Linked DNA regions of Homo sapiens: region 2 is linked to region 1. The links are chromatin loops, found by intact Hi-C in ENCODE. Cell type or tissue: CD14-positive monocyte. All regions are shown on one strand.

The links. A loop is a pair of places that touch in the nucleus more often than their neighbours do. Peaks named below come from ENCODE experiments on the same cell type or tissue, not always from the same donor. Only the 100,000 strongest peaks of a DNase experiment are listed, where the experiment ranks them.
Region 2: a loop joins it to region 1, with 3 times the contacts of the local background. A loop is called at or near these places in 5 of 110 quality-filtered maps.

Annotation. Positions count from the first base shown.
Region 1 is chr7:114,925,582-114,933,581 of GRCh38, reverse strand. The region is part of intron 2 of MDFIC (MyoD family inhibitor domain containing); the gene reads right to left. Among named protein-coding and RNA genes, the nearest start is that of MDFIC, 7.5 kb to the right of the region's middle. RefSeq lists enhancers at 1,499-1,578, 2,971-3,520 and a silencer at 1,659-1,718. In CD14-positive monocyte, no CTCF peak of the experiment used is centred here; DNase peaks (open chromatin) are centred at 371, 2,241 and 3,281; H3K4me3 peaks cover 3,708 bases; H3K27ac peaks cover 6,197 bases.
Region 2 is chr7:115,016,916-115,024,915 of GRCh38, reverse strand. MDFIC (MyoD family inhibitor domain containing) reads right to left here. Exons shown (of 5, transcript NM_001166345.3): 5 at 4,999-8,000. Among named protein-coding and RNA genes, the nearest start is that of LINC01393, 58 kb to the left of the region's middle. In CD14-positive monocyte, no CTCF peak of the experiment used is centred here; DNase peaks (open chromatin) are centred at 1,475 and 4,785; H3K4me3 peaks cover 2,533 bases; H3K27ac peaks cover 2,526 bases.

The sequences.
Region 1 (8,000 bases):
TAACTCCATTATAAAAAGGAATGGAGGCTGGGCACAGTGGCTCACACCTGTAATCCCAGCACTTTGAGAGGCCGAGGCAGGTGGATCACAAGGTTCAGAATTCAAGACCAGCCTGACCAACATGGTGAAATCCCTTCTCTACTAAAAATACAAAAATTAGCTGGGCATGGTGGCCCATGCCTGTAATCCCAGCTACTCAGGAGGCTGAAGCAGGAGAATCGCTTGAACCTGGGAGGCGGAGGCTGCAGTGAGCCGAGATCACGCCATTGCACTCCAGCCTGCATGACAGAGTGAGACTCCGTCTCAAAAGGAAAAAAAAAAAAAAAAAGAATGGAACACTCTATCATCTTCCCCTTTTTAAATGATGATTCACACCCATCTTTAGTCTTTCAGCATGATAACTTGCATATGCACCACAGTTTTAAAAACCTTTTTGTTACCTCTCAGTTATACAGAGTTATTTTATGAAGAACATTTTTAGTCTCAAGCTCTCTAGTTAAGCAAAGAACCCTTACTTGGCACTATTACAAGAATGAAGGCTAGTGGAAATCAAAATTGAATCAAAGGGGGTTGTTTAATCTGTAAGAGCATTTCAGAGTTATGCTTTGAGTCTGATATTGAATTAAATAAATAGAGGACAGAGAAGAGCTTTCCAAATAGTGGCAAAGGCACAAATAAGATAATTGTAAGTGAATTTGAAGTATACTGAAATTGAATTCTGGGACTTCAGAATGGTAGATATGAAATTGAAATCAGAAGGTGTGTCATCTGTCAATTTTTGTAAAGGCCCAAATCAGGAACTTATAAACTTCACTAACTCAGCCTCTCAATTTCTGGGTCCTCCCCACCCTTGCTGTAGAGCAATGAGTTCTTCGGATTCTCCTCTAAGACCACAACCTATATTCTTTTGGCTCTACCATCTTTGCAGTCTCATCAACTTCCACAGTTTCAGTAAATTGCAGGGAGATAACTTGTAGATCCATTTTACTAGCCCTGACACCTATCTTGAGCTACAGATTTGAAGTTTTAACTCTACATAAATATATCTTTAGCAACTCAGACTCAACATTTCCCAAAATTCATCACCACTTTTCTTCTCTTCCTGTCTGTTTCTATAACTGTTGTCTGTGTCTTAGCTAATAGTAGTTACAGAATCACCTTCAACTCTTTATTTTCTTTTTATGTCGCCTATTCCAAAATAATCAATTACCAGATCCTGCTAGTAACAACTCCCCAATTTCTCGCAAATCTATAGTTTCTTTTCCACACCCACTACCAGTGCCTCAGTCTCTTTACCCTCCAATCAAAAATACTTTCCTAACACCAAGATCAAATATGTTACTCCTTAGCTGAAGTATGAATTATATCCATTTTGCATATTGGTGAAAAACTGATAGAGTTATTTGAACATAGATATTTTAGAATATTTTATATTGTAAACTCCTATACTTTCCCACGCTTAATAATTTTATCTTGTATCCCCATGAGAAATAAATAGTACAACCCCTCAGATCTTATGTATTGCCTGAGTAATGAAAGAAATAAGAACTATGTTTATAGAAACCCAAAAGCAGCGTCTGCGTTTACAAACACCCGAAAGATCAGGGCGGATTCACCTTGAAAAAGAGTAGGAGGACTATGCCTCGGAGTGGCAAAAGTAAAGAGAGGAAGCTGGTTCCTTCATACTCTGCCACCTAGTTTCAGAGAGCCTGTCACCTGCTCGACCACAAGATACCTTAGTTTCAAGGCTCAACACGGCATAATTCTCACCAAAAAACCCTACAAACGGTATATTCTTCAACTATGGACACTAGCAGTCCAACTTAGACAAAACTGATTCCTTCTCGCCATCCTGAAATCCTCTCTCAACCTCTAAATTTTCCTGCTCCAGGATGATACCAGTTAGTTGGCATCTGGCCATAAATTAATCTGTCACATGGCTATTATTTTAATCTTGAATTGATATTTCAGTAAGAGACTGAAATTTAATTTGGTAAACATTTGTGTCTTATCCTTTCTCATCCTGTTGAGAAATTCATTGTGGGCAAAACTATACATTCTTAATTTTCGCAGGACCTTGTAGGCACACCGAAAAATATTTGTGGGCAGGGTTTTCCCCTTCAAATCTCTCCATAGTAAAATATATGTGCTAGCATAAAAATTAATTTCAGACTTTATTCCTGAAACTACCAAAAATTGGGCATAAAAGCACATGTATATGAATCATCTCACTTGAGATCATGTGGGCGTGAATCTGAAAACAGAAGTAGACTGTAAGTAAAAACCACAAACGAAATTAAATTCATGTTAAAATAACTCTTCTCATAGTTTCTACTTAGCAAACCCTAAGTGATTAGAAGAAGAATCTATAAAATATAACTAGACTTCAAAAACTTAAGGTTAAAAAGCTTTCCTCCTTCAGGACATGTAGGCTAATGTAAAAAGTAGATATTAAAAGTTTAAGTAACTTCAATAAAGTGTTACTGGAAAGACAAAGAGAGAGAGAGAGGGAGGAGGAAAAGGGGACGGAGGGAGAGAGAGAGATCAAGTATCCAAAATACTGGTGCATATACATAGCACTGATTAAGACAGAAGGGCTGCAGCAACTTTCTTTGATCTACTCCAATGAATCACTGAAGTTAAATTGTCCAAAATCTAGAATCTAGTCAGTACAGAATGTATTCTCTTAATAAAAACTGAATGCTTTTAGAAGTAGAAACATAGAAATCACGATTTATCCTCTGCCTTTGTACAGAAAAATATTTACATTGTCTCAGAAAGATAATCTGGTTGAATTTTTTTTTATCTGTTCCATGTGTTGTTGTTCTAAATAACTTTGTATTTGCATATGGCCTAACTTTAGATGGTGTCAATTGATGTTTCCTCATTACTCCCAAACCTTTTATTATTATAGAAACATAATCCAATAAAATAATTGCACACTGTTATTAGGCCTTCTTTCCATGAAATCATCTCAACAAGATCCAGGAAACGAGGTTCAAAGAAACAGGAAAAGCCTTTACACACCCAAAAATTCCACAGCTTCCCTCATAGCCATGTAAAGGTCACTCAATCATATATATTAAATCCTCATATGTGAACTGACCAAACAAAGCAACAGCCACAATTTTTTTTCTCGCCAGAGGTCTTAGCCTGTCAATTGCATTTCTGGTCTCTGGATTCTCTTCCCAGCCTGGAATACAAGACCGGTTAACATAAACACTTCCCACACATGCGTGATATGCATCCCTTGTCACTTGTCATCCTCTCATCACTTCCACCCTGCCAACCTCCAACCCTATGCTAATTGCAAAATCCATTCTGTCTGCTTCCCTTCCCAAGCTCCTGCATGCTCCCTGGCTGAGAAAGACAATCAACCATGCTGATCACTTCCACTAAGAATTCATGCCATTCAGTCCTAGTTAATTTCTTTGTGTTACCCAGCAGGCATTTTATTTGCCCCAGATTGACTATCCCTTTAATTCTTCCCTCTTCCAAATCTTTTCCAGACATCTCAAACTTCTTGATTCATCCTAACCTCCTTTGCTCTCAGAAAATGTTACCATTTACTTTGCTGAGATCTAGGCCCTCAATATTCATTTTCACATCAAATGTTCTCTAGATTATCACCTATCCTTTTCTCCCACCTCCATCTCAAAGAGGAATATTCCCAACTTTCCAAAGACTGGTCCCTTCATCCCATTCCATCCCAGAATTTTTATCTTTCCCTTACAAACACCTACTGCACCACTTCCTCCCTCCTCCATCTCCTTTCATCTTCATTTTCTCTCTAACTTCCGGCTTTCTTCTCATTAGTGCACAGTGAGTGTATTCAATCCACCCATCCAAGCAAGAGAAGTCTTCCATGCACCCTGTTTCTCTTAAACAAACCAAAACTCTTTTCATCTTTTGTATCCACCAAATATCCAATGCTCCTGTGACTAAGAAGACTCAACAGCTCCTCCTAGGTTGCCACTCAGGCTACAAAGCAAACTTATGGATTACCTTAAATTTCTACTTTTCCACCATCTCCCTTATAAAATATTTTACCCAACCACCGGCTAGGCGAGAAAACTATCATTAAAGATGTTGTCTGATTGCCAAAATCCAGAGACACCATATCTATAGCAGGTCCCTTAACTGGCAGTCTATTAACTCCATTATAAAAAGGAATGGAAGCTGGGCACAGTGGCTCAAGCCTGTAATCCCAGAACTTTGGGAGGCTAAGGCAGGGGATCACAAGGTCAAGAGTTCGAGACCAACCTGGCCAATATGGTGAAACCCGTCTCTACTAAAAAATACAAAAAATTAGCCAGGTTTGGTGGCACACGCCTGTAGTCCCAGCTACCCAGGAGGCTGAGGCAGAAGAATCGCTTGAACCCGGGAGGTGGAAGTTGCAGTGAGCCGAGATCATGCCACTACACTCCAGCCTGGGCAACAGGGTAAGAATCCATCTCAAAATATATAGATAGATAGATGATAGATAGATAGATAGATCTATATTTATCTATAGATCTATATCTATATTTATCTATAGATCTATATCTATATTTTTTACCCAACCATATCATTTCATCAAAATGTGGACACTGTGCTTGGTCTCAGGAGTTTCAAAGATGAATAAGTAAAAATCTATTCCCTCAGGGGTTCTCACAGCTGAGTAAAGCTCTATCCTATTTTTGCTATTGTTTTTAAATCAATTTCCTCAATTTTACTCCTACTGGTGCTGCCCTAAGTCCTCTAATCTTTTGTCAGCCTATTATAATCACTGCCTCCACTCTTGCTTCTTCCTCCAAAACCATTCTATGAACTGTCACCAGAACAGTTTTCCTAAAAACACAAGTGGTTCCTGTCCTTTTCTTCTTAAGAGACTTCAGTGGTCACCAACTCCTACAGAAGAGATATGCAAGCTCCTCAGCAAGAGAATCAGGGCCCTCCTGAAACTGACTTTAGGCTATCTTGTTCTCCGACCCTTCATACAGCCCCAACAATGGTCTTGGTGAAGTACCCAATATTCTGTAATCATCTCCCCCAAGCCTTGTTTTCTACCACTTATCTCCACAGAACTGAGTCCTACAACCATGCTATGCTTCCTGGTCCAACTCAAATCAAAACTTTTCTTGAGGCTTTTCCAAATCCCCTACTAGAGATATTTTCTCTCGCCCATGTTCTGCCATCACACTTTCTTTGTGCCTCTACTATGGCACTGATTTCCTTAACATGCCAGCCACAGGCTCAGCATGTACCATGCTATTCCGTAGACCTTTTTTTTTTCACAGTTCTTAAACAGTTCAACCTCTCCAAATGCTTTCTTAAATTTACAGATATATCTTCTTTAACCACTTCCTTCCTCTGTTTTTAGTTTTTTCCCAGTTACATTCTTCTCTTACTCATTTGGTTCTTTTTCTTAACAAAGGGAAAATGAATATGCCCAGCTGATAAGCCCTCCACTTGTATAACTAAAATCATAAAATGTACATTAGTTCCTTTAGGCATAAAAAGTTAGAAGTATAAGTTCTAAGATTCATTTTCTAAATTCAAAATGTTCCCAAATCCTCTTTCAAATCTACATGCCCTTCTATATTTTTCTAATTAAGCTTGTCCTTCCTCAAGCATCTGTATTCAAAAAGTGTTTTAAACCAATTTCTATTCAGTTTAATTTTATTCTTGGTTATTTGTATTTGCTGCCAGTTTTATAATAGTATGTTTTCTGTGAGTTACCATTAAAAGCACACAAAATTTAATAAAACTTAATTCTAACAATCTTTTGACTTTTATTAGGGAACTAAATATAATTTATCCCTCTGTTTCTATGAGAAAGTAGAATCCAGGCTCTAAAAGTCCAATTTACAATGGAACACAACTCATGTGAAAACTGGAGATTTCTTTCCTTGTTTTGCCATATGTTGGAGTCTCCAAAGTGTAGGGTAGCAAGAATATCTACTGAAATAGTGAAATAAAGTATTAAAATTCTATTTATTTAGTCTCTCATCCTTATTAATTTTTACTTTTGCATTTCTTTTATATTGTTAAAAATATATTTGTATTATAGTGCATATAATTATGAAAATAAATAAGCTTTTTTGAGGATGACTATGCAGCAGTATTTTGAGGATGAATTGAAGCGTATGACAAAAAATCTTAGAGAGGATTATTAGAGAGTTTACATGGAGTGATAACAATTTAAATTTTGGAACTTGAAAAGGTGAACTTTTAAAAAGCTTTCTGAAGTCTTTCCCTCCAAAAAAAAAAAAAAGGACTGTTTTTAAAAGTCTATCACTATAACATATCCTTTTAGAGATTAAAGCCCATAAAACAATGATTCTCAACTAGAGTTAAGGAGCACCTGGAGCTTGATTAAAATGCAGATTCTTGGCTCTTACATCCAGAGATCCTAATTCTATAAGTCTGGGATGAAACCAAAAACGTCAGTTGCCTCAAGGATAGCAGTTTCTCAATCTCAACATTACTGGTGATTCTTTCTTGTAAAGGTTGTCCTATCCTATGCATTACAAAATGTTCAGGAGTGTCCCTGATCTCCACTCACTAGATGCTAGTAGCACCCCCATTACGACCACCAAACATGCCTGTAGATATTGCCAAATGTGTCCTGAAGAGCAAAATTGTCCCCAGTAGAGAACCAGGATTAGAAGCTGTTCAAAGATGACACATTTTGTGAAATGCCATCCTTAATCAAAAGGATAAAATAATATGATAAAAATAGAAGAATACAGATATGTACAAGTATACATTATATACATTGAAATAAACTGGCTTCCCAAAAAGAAAATCTGATTAGCCTCTATAAACTACTGACAACTCAGCTAAGCTTCTAAATCAAAGCTCTTCTTATGTAATTTCAACTTGATTTTCTCCCCAGCTTCTATTTTAGATTATTTTTAATTAACTTCACTGGCATTTTGCATCCTGCTAAGAAAAGTCCGCCTAATAGTCTCAAGAGGACTCTCCCAAGAGAGAAGAGTGCATTAAATCACACATTATCACATTAAAATATATTCTAGCACTCAGAGTCCAACGATCTACGTCTTGACAAATGCAATGTCTTGGGGGGTTGGGGGAAAGATACAGGGATGGGAACAAGCTCAAGTGATTCACAATATCCCAAGCCTATTGTCAATGCATCCAGCCCTATAAAAAAGTTGAACTGATTCTCTACTTCAACTGCATTTATCACAATGACATACAATTTATGTTATAATTTGTGCTTCTACCCTGATTTCTTGCTACTGACTGTGTATGAGACCTTGGGCAAGTCACTTAAATTCTTTGGACATCCTTTCCCTTATTTAAAAAATGAGCGGGTTGGATTAAATTATTTCTAAAGACCCCTCTAGTTACAAATCCCATACTTATGAAAGAAGCACTTAATTCAAAGGCTCTTTGGATTATAGGAGTTCTAGTAACTATTGCACCAAAGGGCAAATACTTACATTTTCAATGTGGTTCCATAACACGAATTTTAAAATGTTTAATCAAACCAGGACAAATGGCAATTACAGGGACCACACAAACAAGATCCATTATCTCTTAAAATAAAGTATAACTGAAATGGCTTTTCACCTATCAAGACATGTATACAAGTACTTTGCATGAGAAAGTAAATCAATATTTCACAAGGTAGTAACAAATAAGAATATAGCTTTAAATTACATGTTTACTTTCTATTTTCTGTATGAGAGATCACAAATTAGCTGCTCAGAGGCCATATCCAGCCTACAGTTGTGGTTGTTTTGTTTGGCCTGCACAAAATTGGTGTTTAATTAGTTGCAAACTCTTAAAAATGGAGAGATGATACATAAAAATCTGGATTTCCAGTATCACTTGAAATATCTGAAGATACTAACCCACATGGCAACAATTAGCTAAAACTGAGGAATGTTGTTTCCTGGCCCATGAGCTCTCCAGTTCCCCAAAATCCCCATTGCTCCATACTGTCTGACATCTATCCTGGTTCCCTCTTACAGCCTGGAGCATGTAAG
Region 2 (8,000 bases), 91 kb before region 1:
TTTATGTTGATAGTGATACTGAGTCATTTTAGGTTGTGGGAAATAAAGGAAAATGTCATCACCTTTGGGGATCCTAAAGCCTTGTAACTCGACCATAAGCTTTGTATCACCCATGGTAATGATACCCTCTTTCTTTCCCTGTCCCCTACCCCCAGATTGTTACATTGTCAAATGTTAACAAGGAGGATATGTAGGCATTGAACTAAAACTATTAAGTTTCTGGAGTGTCTAGTGTAGTTCTTGTATTATTGTATTATTATATTTGAGTAACTGTCAATGTTAAACAGACACAAATATACAAGATACCCCAGGATTTATATTTTCATAAATCTTAGAAATACATGATAACAAGATTGAACTCAGACATGTGCGTCTGCACACAAACAAGATCGCTTTTTCTCACTACCTCATTATTCAAAGTACTGACAGGAAACAGATGGCTCCCTCATAGGGTTTAATTGAAGGGAGATTAATAAAAGGGACTGTTAGCAGAGAAACAATCAGTTGTAAGAAGACCAGCAAAGGAGTTTAAAGTTCCAGGAACTAACAACATTGGAAAACCTCTGCTTCTCCAAGCCTGAAGAGGTACCAGGAGAGAGCTGTAGCTGTGGGAGAGGGGCCGTTGCACAGGAAACCCTAATGTGGAGGAACAGAGCTACTATCAAACACTGTCTGGAAGGAACAGGGGCAAGGGTGGGGTGGGAATTAATACCTTGACTTCTCTCCCATCTTTTGATTTCCCACCAGTGCCTACCATCAGCCAAAGCCAACTGGAAATCAGAAAGCAAGACACCCTGGCACAAAATCAGGCAGAAAGAGAAAACTGATCTGAGGGTGGTAAATGGAAAATGAATGACACCTAATCTTATGAAGAACATCTAACTCTTGATTCTTCATCCACCCAAAAACAATGGACATCATTGATAAGTAGGCACAGAACAGTAACACATTGTGAGTTCATTGACTTTTGGGTCAATGCATGCCATGAAAGATAAGTAGTACAGTAGCTATGAATTTTATTCGCCCTTAGAGCCCAAGTCATGATACCCACTCAAGGTAGGAAAGATGGGAGACAAGAAACAAGACAGGCAAGACTTCAGATCCGCGTGTTTCCATCCCAGCTTCAAGCCAAGCTGTTTTGATTGAATCTATTTATTATATTTGGTAATATGTAAAATTACATAAGAAATATACCCGTCTAATGGAAAGATCCAGAAATAGAAATTAGGTTTCCTAGGTCTATTGGTAACTAACAATGTTACTTTAAAAAGTAAACTTAAGCAATCTGTCCCAGTTTTTTCCTCTGTAAAATGGAAGTTAAAACGTCTATCCTAGAAGAATCACAGTTTTGTGAAGATCAAATGAGAAAACGGATACGGTTTTCTTCTGAAAAGTTAAACAAGCTCTACAAATGTCAGCCCTATCACTTTTGCTATCTCCTAAAGCTGTCCCTGAGTGTAAGCTGCCAATCACCACATCCTCTTTTTTGGGCTATCTTTCCTCTACACATGGAGCACTTCCCTCAACTCCAACTTAAACATCACACACAAAGGAAAGATAAGCAGCAAGAAAATCCAAATGCATTGGCAATACCACTGCATGTTAAAAAAAAGAACTAGATTCACGTTGAACTTCGTTTTTGTGGTGCATAACTCCCCTTTCCATAGGTCCTATTAACTTCAAAGGGAGCTCCGTGCATGTAAATGATTATATTTATTGGATGCGCCAACTCTTTCTTATCCTCTGGGCACAATTAGAAATATCATAGAAAAATGAATGTCAGAGACTTGGATCCATATTTGATATTCTATGGGAAATTCCCCACAGTTACAGATGTTAAAAATCCTGCCCAATGGTCCAGTTATAAATTTATAGTATTTCCTTTTCTATATCCTTGGAATTATTTCTCTCTGATTTCCTTTTTACATTAAAGGAAACATATTCCCTTCAGGTCCAGATAAACTAGTGATAAAACCTTGGCTTGTTGTACAGCTTGATGTAGTAATAAAAATTTAGACTGTGTAACCCGTCTCTTTCAAGAAACTGTTAGTGCTTCCCTGAGATTATCCCATTAATACTTACAGCAACTCTGTTCCTACTTTATGTTCACTCTGGGAACTGCTCTTAGAGTCAGTGTCCAGGAACTCAATTCTTGGATGTTCATTTTAATATCATATCCATTAAACCACACTGTAATTTCAGTGTTCCTTGTCAATTCAGGCCATTATCAAGATTTTTGATAGGTGGCTAATAAACAGCGTTCTCTAGTTGAAGTCGCCACAATAAATTAAAATTGTATGGAGCCCTGTGCTTTTCACACCAATTTGGTGTTTTTTTGCTTTAAATTTAGTAGTCTCATGGCTAACAGTGGAAGCATCTCTAGGACTGACTCTGACAACATAACGACCCCATCCAGTGCTATCAGTGAATATAAAGACCTTGGAAATGTTATAGACATGGCTCCTCAGCAATATTACATATTATATGTTTTATATATAATCTAAGGGTAGGTTAACTCTTTAGCTGCGTATTTTTTAAAGTGACAAAAAAGGAGAAAAATAGAAGAAACCTTTCAAATTAAATATTTAGAACTATTATAAAAGAGAAAATGTTACTATTAAATGATGAAAAACATTGCTGGAAATGTACCCACATCTGATGTATGGTTGGGAAGATACAAAGGCTTTTTAAAATAATGTTTTGATAAGCAATATGACTTACAAAAGATTCATTTTAACTAGTCTTACAGACAAATAAACCATATCAGATTAATTTGGACCCATTTTTAATTATTTGTAAAAAATAAGTAAGGGCAGTCTAATTGTTGTAAATATTTATAGAGCAAAACAATGCAAACTACATATAACAATCAAATTTCTAGCAAAAATGTGTGTAAGTAGGTTTATTTTGAAAGGAAAAGTCCTACTCCCAGTGTCATAACCAATTAAATTCTCCGGGTAATGACCCCATTTGCATAGCGAGCGGAACCCACAAGTGGGAATTTTAATGGGTACACCACCTGAGTACAGTAATTGAGAGTGACACAACTTGAACTAGTTTTGTGCTTACCCCACTGAAAATTCTACTCATATTATTTTTAATGTCAAGCTACAAGTCAAATTTCAAGATGATGGATTTGTTCTTTTTTAAGCACTGAGTTTGAATAAAAGAAATGCTTTAATTCTGTTATGCATTGCATATCTTTGCTTTAACTAATCTGTACTTCTGATTCTCACCATTGCTTCATTTTCTTCAGTGATTGGAATTTAATTTTATTCATTAATTTGTGAATAATTAGATAAAAAATAATGTCCTCAGCTGCTAAATTGCTTTTGGATTGCGATTTAATGTACTTTTACCAGAATATGTATTATAGTTAGGCTGGCATAACAGTTTACTAAAATGTAATTGTGTAAATATGCCCAATTATTCTTTTTGATGATCTAACAAAATCTAATATAATATGTATTCATGAGTATTTTACTCCTCCTTCACCTCAGCACCAATAAAACACAGTTTCTGCAGAGCTGATCAGAGACACCTTGTCATCTAAAGATGTTACTTTTAAAAGATATTCTCCTTATCTCTCAGGCACTATTCATGTCCTTGAAAGAATTGTGCATTCTGATTGAGGGAGCATATGACGTCCACATGAAATTATATAATAAAGGTGATTTCAAGACTCTAAAAGTCAAACACACACGATTAACTAGGTTTTGAGGTGACATTTTAAAACTTCTTTTGTTTCACTCTAAGATTGCTTGCGATCTAACTGTTTGTAGGTGTTTGACACCACTCTGCCACATCTGTAATTGGCATAGCATCCAGCAGACAGGCTCTGTACATCTTTACACTGCAACCTACCAAGTTAAGAAATGTATTGGTTCAATATAAAACAGCAGGCTGTTTTTAGACATAGTTACTAGTGCACAAGCTTTAATATGGCTTGGCTTCATCCTATAATGAGATCTTTTGGTTCCCTGCTCAACAGGCTTTTATTCCTTTGCAAAAGGCTATGAACTATGTCAAGTGGATCAGCTGCTTTTGTACACCCTCTTTCTTGGCTTTGGAGCATAATTCCTTTGCTTCTACCCCTTTATGCATCAGACAGAACTTAAGAACCTTTTCCATTTTTCAAGCTAAACTTAGAATTTGTTTGAATTTGCTTTTCACCATTTTCCTAATAATTACATTCTCAACTAAACCTCACACAAAGACCTGCCTGGAAGTGAACACCTAATTGCAGAGCTATACTTTGTCTTTAACACATATATCTATACCCCATGTTGGTAATGTGTCAAAGGATGGTTATCTGAAATGATTTCTTCATGGTCACCTCACAACTAAATTAATGCTTCCTTTTCAGTGAGCACTAAATGGAATGTGGTAAGGAATTGAGGGCATAAGCAGACAAACAAACAAACAATGGAAGCAGAACTACTAGCCACAGTTCAGTCAGAAGGCAGGAAGCTACTTAACTTGACATCTAGCTGCTTAAGTGTTATAGCTGAGGCTCTAGTGGAAAGTGTCATGCTATTATGACAGCTTGGTGAAGAATAGGTGGTGCAGATTCTGTTTGCATAGAGACATTGCTTTCCAGGTGGGGCTCCGCTGCGGCTTTATTTCATTTCCAGATTGTCTATTGTCTTCATAAAAATTTGGTCATAAATATGATATTTTGAGTTACAGTGTTTTAAAAGGGGCAGTCATTGTCCACTGAGAATTTTGCAATGTATGTAGAAGATTTAGTCACCAATGACAGTTTTTGCAACACCCACCCTCCATGTTAGGGCTGCATTACAATAGTATCCCCTCTCCACAACTTCTTCTATTTTAAACAAACTCTAAAAGCAATCTTAAATAAGGAAGTAAATACTGGCAGGTTCACCGTTGAAACTGTTTTCTCATGGGAGGTGCCAAACTTATTCCCTGGGTTGAAACTTCTTGAGGGTTATGTGACTTTCTTGAGGTGTCTAGTATCAATCCAAGCACAAAGAAAACACTCACTGCAATTTATTGTATAAGCATACGAAGATGAAGGGTTGAAAGGATTCTCTTTTAATACCCAATGCTTGATTATAAAAACTATAAATAGTAAGTGTGGAACAAACCCTATTAATATATTAACCATTGTTTAAAACAAAAATGATATGTTCTGTTGTATTAGTGCAAAAGAAAACAAAATGGATATTATAGTATTTGATGACATTTTCTGTTGCCAGTCAGATTAGATGCAACAATCCTACAGGCCTACAAATCACAAGTAATTGGAAGGGGCATAAAGGTCTTAAATAATTTGAAAAATAATCTTATTAACAAATAACCTGATTCATTAGGCAGTTAGGTAAATCTAAGCATTTAACTAGCATTCAAGAAGGCAAGATACTTATTTATGTTAATAAGTCTCGAGTCTTATTTATGTTGGGCAGTGATGTTTGACGTTTATAACATTAGAATCTAGGGCACTGAAAGAGTTTGTATGGATAAAGAATGGAAAGTTATTACATAAGGTTGCCTTGGTTACTCCTTGAACTGCTCAGATAACATTGACTATCCAGGTGAGGAAAATGGATACAGTTGATACACTGTAAAAATGAAAAAATAATTTTCTAAATAAAAAGCCTTCTCCTAAATAAAGTCATACTGTATTGTTTTAGTTAGATGCTAACTGCGAGCATTTACAAAAATTTCGCCACTCTATGCCTTAGATGAAAATTCTTCTGATCATTTATTTTCGAGTGAAATTCATTAAATCTAAGACTCAATTTCATATATGTTTGATCATTTTTACCTTGGTTTTTAATCTCAGCATATATTGTAAAATTACCTTAGTTTTTCTAAGTGGAAATATAGCTCCAAAGTAAATAAATGAAATTAACTTACTAAAACGATGTAAAAAAAAAAAACTTGTATTTTGACATATTATAGATTTTTAAAAGAACACTGTGTTTTGAAATCACATGTCAATGATCATAAACTGATCGATATCTTTCATAGTTCATTTACGGACATGAGTCATGTGATTTACATAAGAAGACTAGGAAATCTTCAGACAGGGATGAAACATGATAAAGATAACCTTCAGATTTTAACTTATGGTTGAATTCTTTCAAACATTAGTCAATATGTCAATTAGATATAAACATACGGTAAAGCAAAATAAAGAAGTCATTTTTAAAAATTTTCAAAATAGTGTATTCAGGATAATACAGGTCCAGTTTTAAAATATTTTAAAAGCCTTTCCACATTTAAAAGGACACCGCCTGTAACTATAAATTCTAGCACTTAGTCATGATAGCCATATACTTCAACAAAACATTTTACATTAAGAAATCATAAGATATATTGAAACTATTTTCACATTTGCCTACTTTTCCTTTTTCTGTTTTCCTTTTAATTATACAAATGCTTTATGGAATAACTGTCTGGAGTAGACAAGAGGAAAAGTACTATGAACATAAATACAAAAATAAAATTCTGGTATCCATTAACATTCTCTGTTATGGAGAAACATTATTGCAAATGTGCTAATATTTTCATCACAAATTGTGCCAGTACATGTTTAAATATTAGACAAACCACTTGGTTGAAAAACTTTGCATATAAAAAGTCAAATATTCTAACAATTCCAGGTCATTAGGAGGTTTCATGTGTCCATAAACAGATGATATTCTCACATCCTAATATATGAGCATAAGTTAATTTTGGGTATATGTAAATATTTAGATTGTGGTTACTGTAAAATAGTATAAAGATTTCCTTATATTTTATGTAACAAATGAATTAAGTTCTTTAGAGGAGAAAAATGAAGACAGCTGTTTACCAGAATTATATTCAGATCCCAAAATTTAAAGGTTTTGTATGTGTGTATGTATGTGTAAATAGCAATAAAAGAAAGATTCAAAAGTTTGCTAAGTTTTTTCTTTTTAAGCCCTTTAAGTAATGATATAACTAGAAACTACGTTTCATCTCAAAGGAAAAACCACAGGTGATATATTCTCATGCTTCAGGTTAAAAACCTCTCTTAAAAGGCTAGGTTTGCGAAAGCCTTCCTAAAATTATGCTTCTGTTGTTACTATCAATTTGATATTCAGCCAGAAAAATTAAAAATAATTATTAATCCCAAAGCATACTTTCAAAATTTCTACTAAGAATTATATTAAATCAAACCAAACTACAATTTTAGAGAGATCAAACTGAGTAGGAGAGAGCATGGTATGAAAATTTACTCTCCCTTTCATCTAAGCCACACACTATAGGTCTCAATAACTATACAATTACTCTTGTAATTGACTGATTTCTTTACACTTAAGGATCATTATAACCTGCCATATTAGTTTAATTTAACATAAAATCGTAATACAGAAATTTGGTCACAGTAGGGGATATCTAGATTTCTTCTGCATTGAAAAGAATGGTTTCCATTTATCTGTGTTTACAAAAAATAGCACTGCTTAAGAAACAAACTAAACAACTAAAATGTTCTCATCCCAAAAAGACCTAAAGCTCTCAAAATAAAAGAAAGCCTTTCAATAACTCAGAACACTGGGATTTTAATATTAAAAATTTCCTAATTTAAATGAAATGTGTCAGAGTACTCAATCTTCTTTATTAAATAGAGCTATTTTACTAAGGCATTATGTTTTCATCAAAAAAGTATGATAACATTTAAATTATGTGTAAGAAAATGCATATTTTTAGTTAATTTAAACTTTATAGCTTTTTCAAAAAGCTGTATTCCTACAACTAATAAAAAAGTATGCTGAAGGCACTGTTCTTTTAACTGGTTAAAGGCACACACAGTTTAGGGTGTCCACCTAAATCTTTGTCAAAAATCTAAATAATTCATTTAAATAGCAGGTGAATCACTCATTCTAAGAGAGTCCTCAAATGCCACATTCTCCCTGAAACCTTACTGAATATTCTGGTAGCAATTCTCTGCATATTCCAACAGCATTTTGAGTTTATTTCTCTTATAATCCTCACTTCAGTATGCCTTG